Regions from separate parts of the Homo sapiens genome. Here region 2 is linked to region 1. A link is a loop called in an ENCODE intact Hi-C map of the cell type or tissue named here. Cell type or tissue: IMR-90. All regions are shown on one strand. Links, peaks and the distances in the headings refer to the core of each region. The heading gives the core; the rest is flanking DNA. Region 1 overlaps SPINK1 (serine peptidase inhibitor Kazal type 1). Region 2 overlaps STK32A-AS1 (STK32A antisense RNA 1).

Evidence for each region. Hi-C counts contacts between places; a loop is a spot of excess contacts. Peaks named below come from ENCODE experiments on the same cell type or tissue, not always from the same donor. Only the 100,000 strongest peaks of a DNase experiment are listed, where the experiment ranks them.
Region 2: it touches region 1 in a loop (2.7-fold over the local background); 4 of 110 quality-filtered maps call a loop at or near these places.

The regions. Positions count from the first base shown.
Region 1 is chr5:147,819,768-147,825,151 of GRCh38, forward strand. It overlaps SPINK1 (serine peptidase inhibitor Kazal type 1), which reads right to left. Exons shown (of 4, transcript NM_001379610.1): 4 at 4,815-4,939. The coding sequence ends at 4,894. Among named protein-coding and RNA genes, the nearest start is that of SPINK1, 9.2 kb to the right of the region's middle. In IMR-90, for the core only: a CTCF peak has its summit at 3,143 (motif pointing left); a DNase peak (open chromatin) is centred at 3,114.
Region 2 is chr5:147,222,040-147,227,423 of GRCh38, forward strand. The region is part of intron 1 of STK32A-AS1 (STK32A antisense RNA 1); the gene reads right to left. Among named protein-coding and RNA genes, the nearest start is that of STK32A-AS1, 10 kb to the right of the region's middle. In IMR-90, for the core only: a CTCF peak has its summit at 2,354 (motif pointing right); no DNase peak of the experiment used is centred there.

The sequences.
Region 1 (5,384 bases), core at 175-5,174:
GCCACAAATAGCATCCCAACCAAGTAACAAGGTTTTGACTTGATCTCCAGTCTATTTTGTTTGTTTTCACTATTTCTTGGCTTTTTAGTGACTTTTGATTTGTTTAAAAGGAAAAGATCTGCGTTATTCCGTTTTTGTGAACGTCATTTTGTTATATACATATTCCATATTTTTAGCTAAAAGTTAGCTTTTGTTTAAACAATGAAAGAAAACAAAGGATCTCTCTGCACTGGATTGTGAGAGTAAAAAAAAGCAAAATTGTTGGCAGTGCTAGGGCTTGGAAAAGTAAAAGCTTTGCATGTTTTTTAATTTAATAGCTTCCCTTGTTATGCAACTAAACTGTATTTGTACATAGGTGGAATAAACTAAAGTTTTTAAGGGATAAATTGGGTCAGAGAAATGGAAATAAAAGGACAATATTTTTCAAGTTCTTATTTTTCAAGAGGCTTAGTATAAATTATATTTTAAAATGTTTAATTTCAAACACATTTTCTTCTCCAATAGGACAATTTTTTTTGCTTGTTTTCAATACACTGTTCCTACCAGATAGCTTCATATTTCAAATGTTCTGAAACCAATAGAGGAAACTGTACAGAAATGTATTGGCCCTGTGACTATGCCCTCTTGGAGTTTACTTGCAGTTCTGTGGTCCTGTATTTAATGAGGATTATAGTTCTTTTTTTATCCAGGGATGGGGAATCTAATAGTGTGAGCTGGGTTTATTACCCTATTCCCTCACAGGGCTACAAAACCCTTCTTAGTCCACAAAATTCATCTTCAGCCATTACTCTCGAATTTCTATTTTGGAGGCATGGTTTGTAATTCTGGAATTTTTTAAAATTAAAAGCAGAGAGACTTTAGTCCAATCTTGTACCCATTTGAGGAATGTTTTCTACAAAATTATGCAACACATTATTACCTGAAGAAGTAAATAATGCAACAAATTATTACCTGAAGAAGTAAATAATGCAACAAATTATTACCCGAAGAAATAAATAATGCAACAAATTATTACCTGAGGAAGTAAAGTTTCTGTCATAGAAATGCTTATATACCAGGAGACAATTGGTCACTGTTTTAGTGAGCCCAAAGTATTATAAGATGAATAATAACAATAACAATAACTAATTATTCTTGAGCACATACTATATGGCAGGCATTGTGCTATTTGCTCTATGAGGGAATTGTTATTATTAACCCCTATTGGAGATGAGGAAACTGAGACTTTGAGAAATTCTCCAACTTCTCCCAGGACACAGGGCTTGATGGAGGCAGAGCCAGATTCAAACTCAGCCTCTCTAAATCAGAGCCTCTGATCTTAACCATTATAGGGTACATTTTCCCACCGAATGAAAATTAGTATCTCTTTAATCTCTACCCAATTAGTCTAAATTCTACCTTTTGGGGCCAACCAGATCATGTTCATTCCTCTTCCCCATTCACTTATGTACCAAAAAGAATATTAATTAAGTACCTCCTAGGTGTTTGATATTGTTTTGAGCCTGTAATACAGCAGTGAAAAAAAGGATAAAATTTCTGCTTTCACGGTGTTAACATTTTAATCCCTTAAATCTTTTGAAAAGACCCACCAACTTCTAAGGGTTTTCCTTTCCTTAGCCCAAATATTCCTGCTTCTTCCAACCACTCATCATGGAGAAAAATTTCAAATTCTTATCAATATTGGTAGTTTCCTTCCTCTAAACATATTCTGGTTTGTAAATCATCTCTTTTAAAACACAACTACCTGATACAGTTTGGCTCGGTGTCCCCATCCAAATCTCATGTCAAAATCTCCAGTGTTGGAAGTGGGGCCCGGTGGGAGGTAATTTGGATCATGTGGGTGCTAAATCTCTCATGAATCATTTAGCACCCATCCCTTTGGTGCTGTTCCTGTGATACTGTTACACGACTTCCTCCTCAGCTCTTCTAAAAACTGGGTTCTTGTCACACAACCAGGAAAGATCAGGCTTGTGGACACATAGAAGGGTGAGAAAAACGGAATTTATCGGGCAAAAAAGGAAAAAGAGAAAAATTTTCAAACTTTCAGTAGAGTGAGAAGGAAGCCTGTTATCCAGCTTCTGCCCCACCACACAGGAACTCAAGAGGTCGGGTTCCTCCCCTCTGCAAAGGGCATGAACTTCTGTGGCTCCACGTCATTCTCCCAGTTCAGGCTGGTCGGAGGTTCTCCAGGGAGCCCTTTTTACTTGACTGTCTCAGTAGTGAGTGAGTCCTCCTGAGATCTGATTGTTTGAAAGTGTGTAGCACCTCCCCTCTCTCTTGCTCTTGTTTGGCCTATGTGACCTGACTGCTCCCCCTTCACCTTCCACCATGATTATAGGCCTCCCCAGAAGCTGAGCAGATGCCGCATCATCATGCTTCCTGTATAGCCTGTGGAACCATGAGCCAATTAAACCTCTTTTCTTTATAAACTACCCAGTCTCAGGTATCTCTTTTTTTTTTGAGTTGGAGTTTCACTCTTATCACCCGGGCAGGAGTGCAATGGTGCAATCTTTGCCCACTGCATTCTCCACATCCTGGGTTCAAGCGATTCTCCTGTCTCAGCCTCCCAAGTAGCTGGGATTACATGTGCCCACCATCATGCCTGGGTAATTTTGGTATTTTTAGTAAAGATGGAGTTTCACCATGTTGGCCAGGCTAGTTTTGAACTCCTGACCTCAGGTGATCCACCCTCCTTGGCCTCCCAAAGTGCTGGGATTACAGGCATGAGTTACCATGCCAGGCCACAGGTATTTCTTTAGAGCAACGGGAGAATGGCCTGATAAACTACCATACATGAACATAGCAATCCACATGCTTTCTGATGGGTCAGAGAGAGAACAGAACCATTAAAGATAGACAATTTGGGTTAATGGGTTGCTTCTGCTTATAATCTCCAAGTCTTGTCTCTCCAGACTTGTAGACTGGTTCAATTGGACATGAAAATTTGTAGCATTCAATTATTTAATTTCTGTTTATCATGGCAAAGGTCCTTAATATTAGGGATGTCCTTCGAGTGTCCTCTAGCATCACAGACAAGTTGTTGGAAGCCATCTTGCATCCATAACTGCTGTTAGAGTGATATTTAATGAGAGCTGTTAGACGGCGGTTTGGCTGAGGCACTTGGCAGACTACAGCATCCTCTAGTGGTCAGATTTAAACCTCAAGACGTGTATATTCTGAATATCACAAGAAATTAACCTAAACCTTAGAGTGTCAGGCAACTGTGTTTGGCAAGTGTGCAATAGCTTTTGACTGATTATTTCTGATTCAATGGGTGATCTATTTCCTGCTGTATATTAGAAAACCTGCTGTTATCTCAGGCTCTGTTAGCTCTCTACCCAGTTTTCCATTCTAGGCTAGTTCTTCATGAGTTTGGGAATTCAAGCTGCTTTTTCATCTTCTTCCTCCACCTCCCCCTCCTCTTCCTCCCCCTGCCCCTCCTTCTCCTTTCCCCCTCCTCCTCCTCCTCTCTCTTCTCTCCTCCTCCTCTTTCTTCTTTCCTCCTCCTTTTCCTTCTCCTTCTTCTCCTCCTCTACCTCCTCTTCCTCCTCCTCTACCTCCTCTTCCTCCTCCTCCTCCTCCTTATTCTTCTTTTAATAGCTGTACATACCTTTTTTTTCTTTTGGGGAACTTCTTTAGTTTTATCTGATTTGCTTCCCTGAATATAAACACATAGTCCTTTTTAATAGGAAGGTGTTATCTGAAGTTTCTATAGAAAAAATAGGCAATGAGTAACTCACGTGAGGTGATTGTGGCTTAATGGAAGAAGCATTAGATTTGAAGTCAGTCCTGTATTATAATAAAAACCTAAGCCTGTCGCTTTGTTTGCTTGCAATATTAGGCAGGTGATTTCACTTAGTTCTAAGTTTACTCATAAGATAAGGATAATCTTATAGGGTTGTTTTGGCCCACACATAAACCAAAGTGTGCTGCACAAAGGTCTCTTGATCAGTTCATCCAGTCTATAGTCACTTTTTTCCTTGTCAGATTATCTTTTGGGAATGGTTTGATAGTAGAAGAGACCATTCCCAAAGTTAATCCAGAATCAGGCCTCCCCACCTACCTGCCTCAGGTTAGCACAGCACAAACCCATCAGGCCCTATGAAGCAGATCTCCCAGGGAAGCACAAGAGGAAGTCCTCCATCCAAGCCCCGGGTTATCAGGGACAACCACAGGCTCTACGTTACCACCATTCACCTTAGTAACTAATGGGGAACTGGCCCTGCTGGGGAAGAACTAAGGCTAAGTCCAGAAGCTGCTCCATAGCCTTGTTAAGAAAATGTACTTTTTTTGTTTGTTTTCTCAATGATTCAAATCTTTTTGAGACAATTATGTCTGACCCAAAATCTACATTCTGAGATAAGTGGAAAATCTCAAAGACTAAACTCTATTCCACCATATAGGCAGCTCTATGCCCATGCACGTAGACCTGTGCCAGCCACAATAGATGCTCAATCAAATCCCAAGGAAACCTAAAGGAGTTATTGCAATCAGCAGACTGTGATGGGTAACATGTTTCTGGACTGGGTATTTTCCAATTGTTCCTTAAAATAGTAGTCCAGTCCTCAAAGAATTTCTTGTATTCATGATCATCTGTGCTCTGCCATTTAATATCTGCAATCACATTTTCTAAGGCAGTGACCTCAGGATGTGAGAAAGATGAGGAAAGAAAAGGAATTATGAGGGAAACCCTGTCTGAAATTACAGGATTCCTGATGTTTTTAAAACTTGGTCTATTCTCAGTCTTACCAAAGTCCCCTGACCCTGGTATAATCAAACATACCTTTGAGGAAAAAGCAAATGGAAACAACAGGGGATATTCAGATACATTTATTCAACAATAAGGCCAGTCAGGCCTCGCGGTGACCTGATGGGATTTCAAAACCTTGGTTCTCAGCAAGGCCCAGATTTTTGAATGAGGATAGAAGTCTGGCGTTTCCTGCAGTAGAGATTAAAAAAAATATATCAGCTTAAACTTCACTGATGAAAAAGTGACTATGGGAGAAAAACAGGGGGAAAAATAACAGCTTCATTTAAAGTTGGAGAGGTTTGAGATTTATAATCTTTTCTCTGTCTTTCATTCATTTATACATTCACTTAGTCATTAATTCATCAAATATTTATTGATTACTGTTGAATACACTAAGGATACAACAGAAAGGAAAAATATCTGTCCTTACAGTTTTTACAGATCTCGTGGGGTGTTACAGTGAACCCCTGAAATTAAACTCAAAACTATTGTTGCATCTTTTGCTCCTGATGCCTCTGCCTTCGCCACCAGGTTTCCATCTCAGCTGATGCCTGAGCTATTGTTGGACCTTCTAATTGATTGACCTTTCATCTTAGAGCTCTGGGGATTCGTATCTGTGAGGTCTCACAAAAGT
Region 2 (5,384 bases), core at 186-5,185, 600 kb before region 1:
GGTGCAGTGAGATAAACACTTCCACACTTTTTGTACAAAAGATAGGCATCTGGTAATAACATTAATAAACTTATTGGGTACCCATACTGCTCAAGGCATTACACTAAGTGCTTTCTTGCATTATCTCACTTAATCAACACAATGCTTTTCAGGAGTATGTACTCTACCAGTATCTGTATATTATACAGTTTAAGAAACAAAAACTCTCAGGGTCTAAATGACTTGCACCAGCTTATGAAGCTCTAGGTGGTGAATAAGGAAATAAACTTGGGTCAATTTGATGCTAACGCTATTTTTGCTCAACAACAATGCTCTACTATGCAAGTTTTCTGGGGAGCAATTAAACTATTCACACCTCAATGCAGTTGAATAAATGAGTACACACACACACGCACACATATTAGAAACCATAACTCATATCCACTTTCCTTCTCCTTCTCAGGTAATAATATTTTTCTAATAATCATGTAATAGGGAATATTTTAATACTATCTCTAGCTTTTCTTTGCAGCCCTAGAAATAAAATGTCCCCATTACTTCCTAGGGTTGTTTCCCTCTCTCTCTGTCAATTAAATTATGTCAAACTCACAGGGGTGACTAGTAGTGAAGGCAGCATGATATGTACTGTGAGCTCACTAGAGTGCTTGCTCCTCAAGAGCAAAGACTGGTTTATTTATCTTTGTATCTCCAGTTCCCAGCATGGTGTTTTCCCCACTGTAGACAAATGATCAAAACTGTGGGAATGGGTTATTAAACAGATAATGAACTTGAGGTTACAGAATTTGTAACGGCTGTTTAGAAACTGTAAACTCCAATCACTCAATGAAATTGGAAAATAAAATGGATGATCTCTGTCAAGATAATATCTAAAGAAAAATCTTCTGTAGGAGGTTATTGTATGTACTCTCTGAATGTGATGGTATTTGTAGAAGTGAGCAAAGCAGGTAAAACTGAACATTGAGTTGGATTCAACAATTAATAGATAATTTCCTAAATATGAGACATTGTGCTAGGACCTGATTATTTTCTTATAATTAAGGAGAATTTTCTTTTTGTTATGATAACTCATCTTTTTAGTAAAGTAATTTGCATATCCAGCCAGCAGAAAATAAGGCTTTGTCATGTGTAAAGAGGGCAGAGTAATCTTACTAAAACTCAACTCTAATGAGGTCTATTTTCCTGCTAACACATCTAAAAGGCTTCCTATTGCTGCGATGGTTTAAACTGTAAACTTTTTCACAGAAGACTTGGTTTTCCAAGATCTTTCCCTCATCACTACACTCCCTACACTACAATCACACTAAACTTCTAATAACTCTCCCCAGATATTATGCTTTTTATGCCTCCATTCTCCAAACCTCGAATGCCCTCCTCTCTGTCTAGTGACACTCTATTCATCTTTCAAGACACAGATCAAATGTTACTGAGGCTTCTGGCTCTTTGAGGCAGAGATAGCTGATCTGGTCAGTGCTTTGCGAGGGCTCCCAGCCAGGCACCTGTCAATCTCAGGCTGTGGTTTCTGCCTCTATCCAAACCACAAAATCCTCAGGTCCAGTAACAGTTTCCAACTTTTCTTTGTTCCCTTTAAACATAGCACTGTAAAAGGTCTGTTTACTTCACCAGTGAATGGTTACTGCTTTGCAGTACAAGGTGTCTTCTTCATATTTTCCTCCTAAATTACTCAATGGAAAGAATGATGGAAATAATAAACATGTAATTATGTTAGCAATTTATTTAATGTGCCAAATACTGGATTCAGTCCTGTATATATAATGGTGGACAAGAGAGATGTTCTTATCCTCATGGAAGCTGCACTCAATGAGGAGAAACACAGCAAAGTTGTTACACAAGCAAAATAATGATAGCTCATGATGAGTGACATGATGGAAGGAATTAGGGTGTACAGTGGAGAATGGAGGAAGTGGTGAGGAAACAACATCAGAAGAGTTGAGGGGAGGTCTTCCTGAGCAGGAGAAATATGAGCAGACAGCTGAATGAGGAAAAGTCTAGAACTGCATTCATGCATAAGTAAGAGCCACTCAAATGTCCTGGGGTGGGGACAAGCTCAGTGTGATCTGCAAAGAGCAGAAGGGCTGATGGGCTGGAGTGGAGTGAACAGATCATAGATAAAGGTGGACAGAGTGACCGGGATTGGACAGTATCAGGCCCTGTCTAAATGCAGTGGAACCCAGCATACAGTTTTAAGCCACCAGTGATATAGTTGAAACCGCATGGTATTCAAATTTGTGTTGTAAGCCATTATTTACTTTTTTAATTGTAAAAAATTTTGTGTATCTATCTGGACAAGACTTTCTCACTGGCTTAGTCTTTACTTCATTCCCCTCTCCACTGGGGGGCTCCAGAGATTGTTTCAAGAATGCAGTCTAGTCTCCCAAGCACCCTTCTTGTGGCAGTCTCTGAATTTCCCCAAAAGCTAGCTATGTTTAAGATGGGAACACCAACAAGAGAGCATGAACAACTGAATAAATAAAAGATAAAAACACAATCAGCTCTGTGAAACAGTTCTGCATTTGACAGCATGAATATGAGGCAAAATAAGCATCACTATTTTTCTATAGAACCTATGGTATGCCGTGCCTTTACATGAACAAATACATTATGACTGGCTAGTTTTATTTTAAGTCAAAGTGACTATTCCAACAGAAGAAAGATTTAGACAACAGACATGAGAGGTATTTGGGCATAACCTGGTGGCCTGCTAATTAAAATGACCTTAACAGTTGTCAGTTTCTGAGTGTTTACTCTGTGCTGCCTAGCACTGTTTTAAGTGCAATATATATATAAAATCTCATTTAATCCTTCATTAATCCTGATATTAATCTCAAAAGCTGATAGAGATGACCATTGGTTCCTTTACTGAAAATGGAAAACTGAGGTTTAGGGCCTTTAAGTGACTTGTCCAACATCTCAGATATATTATTGGTGGAGCTGGCATTTGGATGAAAGAGTGCTTGACTCCAAAGCCCTCCATGCCAACCAGAACACCAAATTAAAGAGTTTTCCATAGACTTCAGTTCAAGTCTCAGATCACTTTCTTGCAGTTTCAATTTCCTTGATTGTTATTTCCCCAGGGGAAAAAAAGAGACTTACAGACCCAACAAATTTGTAGTGCATCTCCAATGCCATGAAGATAATCAAAATGTTTTGTGAAGTCCCCAGTGTTATACAAAGGCTATATATATATATATATATATTTTTTTTTTTTTTTTTTGCCAGGTGCCTGATTTTTGCCTAAAAAGAAAATTCTCTCGCAAAAATGAATTCCTTAAAAACTCTATTTTTTTCCTAAACTTGGTTGTGTTTAGCCCTCTTTTGCAACTTGCCCCTAATTGAACACCAAATGTTCATTCATAGTATCTAATCCTCTCTCAGGTTTTTCATAAGGCGTTGGCAACAACAGAAGGTGATAGGGCAATAGCACGGGGGGTACGTTTTTACCCAGCTCTGCCACCATCACATTGTGCAGCTTAGGGCAAAACTCTTCATCCGGACCCCAAATTTAAAGTAAACAAGTGAGTTAGTGAGAGTTAAAGATTATTCCAAGTTTTAACATACTAGGGTAGTGTGTAGCCCATGACGGGAATGAAAGAAAGAAGAGGAAAAGGGCTAGATGACAATAGTGTTATCTTGTAATATTCTTTTAATTGAATCCATTATGGGGCTCTTGACCATAAGGCGACCACTAGCACTCCAACAAGTTCAGCGGATATTTCAGGTGTATCAGGCACTATCCTAGGATCTGGTCCCAAAAATGTTAAACAAAACCAATATGATTCCTTCACTCTGTGGAACTTTACATCTCCATAGATCAAACAATGGAAATCTGAAACAGATATGTCAGCCACAGACACACTTTGTTTTACCACCTTTTGTTTCACATTTAAAAATTCTGTCCATGTTTAAAAATAAGGAAGATTTAATACAAAAGTTCTCGTTTCCAGCTTCTCTTGAAAAATCTGAATATTTAGCAGTGCTGAGCTGGCATTCCCACATGGCAGGGAAAGGTGGAGCTGAAAAGAAGTTGTCCTCACCCCACACCTAGAATAGACCCACACTCTCCATTGACCCCGCCCACCGTCACCATGACAGAGGCAACCTATGTGCCCAATCTGCGTAGGCTTAGGTGTGTGTGATTCTTGGGTTAGAGATGGAAACAATAAGAAACTATTTCAATCGTGTTGATTATTACAAAGAGCTGTATGGAGACCTGCCATGGATAAGAACAGAGAAACCGCCAGCACTTCGGTCTTCATCTCTGCCCCGTCCGGCCCCCACTTCCACCCACAGAGAGCAAGGGCAACAAAGGTGCCTGGGAAATTTGGAGGCTGGGAGCCAGGCGACCTGGGCCTACCAAAGGTTCTCTCCACTAACTGTTATGCTACACTGGGCAAGTATTTTCTGTCTTTGTGCCTCAATTCCCTGTGCAATAAAACGGAAAGAAAGAAAAAAAAAATCTACCAGACCACAGTCCTTTAAGGATCTTTCCTGTTAGGATCCTGTAAAATTCTCACCACTGTCTTGGTCTCCCGTCATAACCCCAAGGGAAGTCTTAATGGCAATCTCGCCTTTCCCTTTCTAAGATCAGCAGGCTCCGACCCGCCACCCCCATGCCCACCACCATGGCGACGCAGGACGTGTCTCTTCAGGGGAATCCGAGCCCGGGCCGGGAAGTTGGGGAGGCACCCCCATGCGATATGGAAAGTAATAGCACCCCCACTTCCCTCCCTGGATATTACGATACACATCACAGGGGGTGAAGCACCCCCCTGGGAAATAAGGAGTAATAGCACCCCACCCTCCTCCACGCCTGGCTACATGGCGGGGGGGTGAGCCACACCCCTGCGATAGGGGGAGTAATAGCAACCCCCTCTCCAACCCCTGGCTATTATGATCCACATCGCAGGTCCATCAGGCACACCCCTGCGATTCGGGGAGTAATAGCATCCCCCTCGCCCGCCCCGGCTATTACGATCCACTGCACAATGGGGTGAGGCACCCCCTTGCGATATGGGGAGTAATAGGACACCCTCTCCCCCACTGGCTATTACGATCCACATCGCAGGGGGCTGAGGCAACCCCCGGCGATATGGGGGGTTACAGCACCCCCTCTGCCCCCAACCCCCCGGCTATTACGATCCATATGGCAAGGGGGTGAGACACCCCTCTGCCTTACGGGGAGTAATAGTCCCCCCTACCCCCCTGGCTATTACGATCCACATCGCAGGGTGGTGAGCCACCCCCCGCCATATGGGGAGTAATAACCCCTTCCTCTCCCCGCCCCCACACCCCGCTATTACAATCCACGGTAGACTCACAGCCTGTTTACGATGCTGTGAGTAATATCATCTCCCCCTCTGGAAATT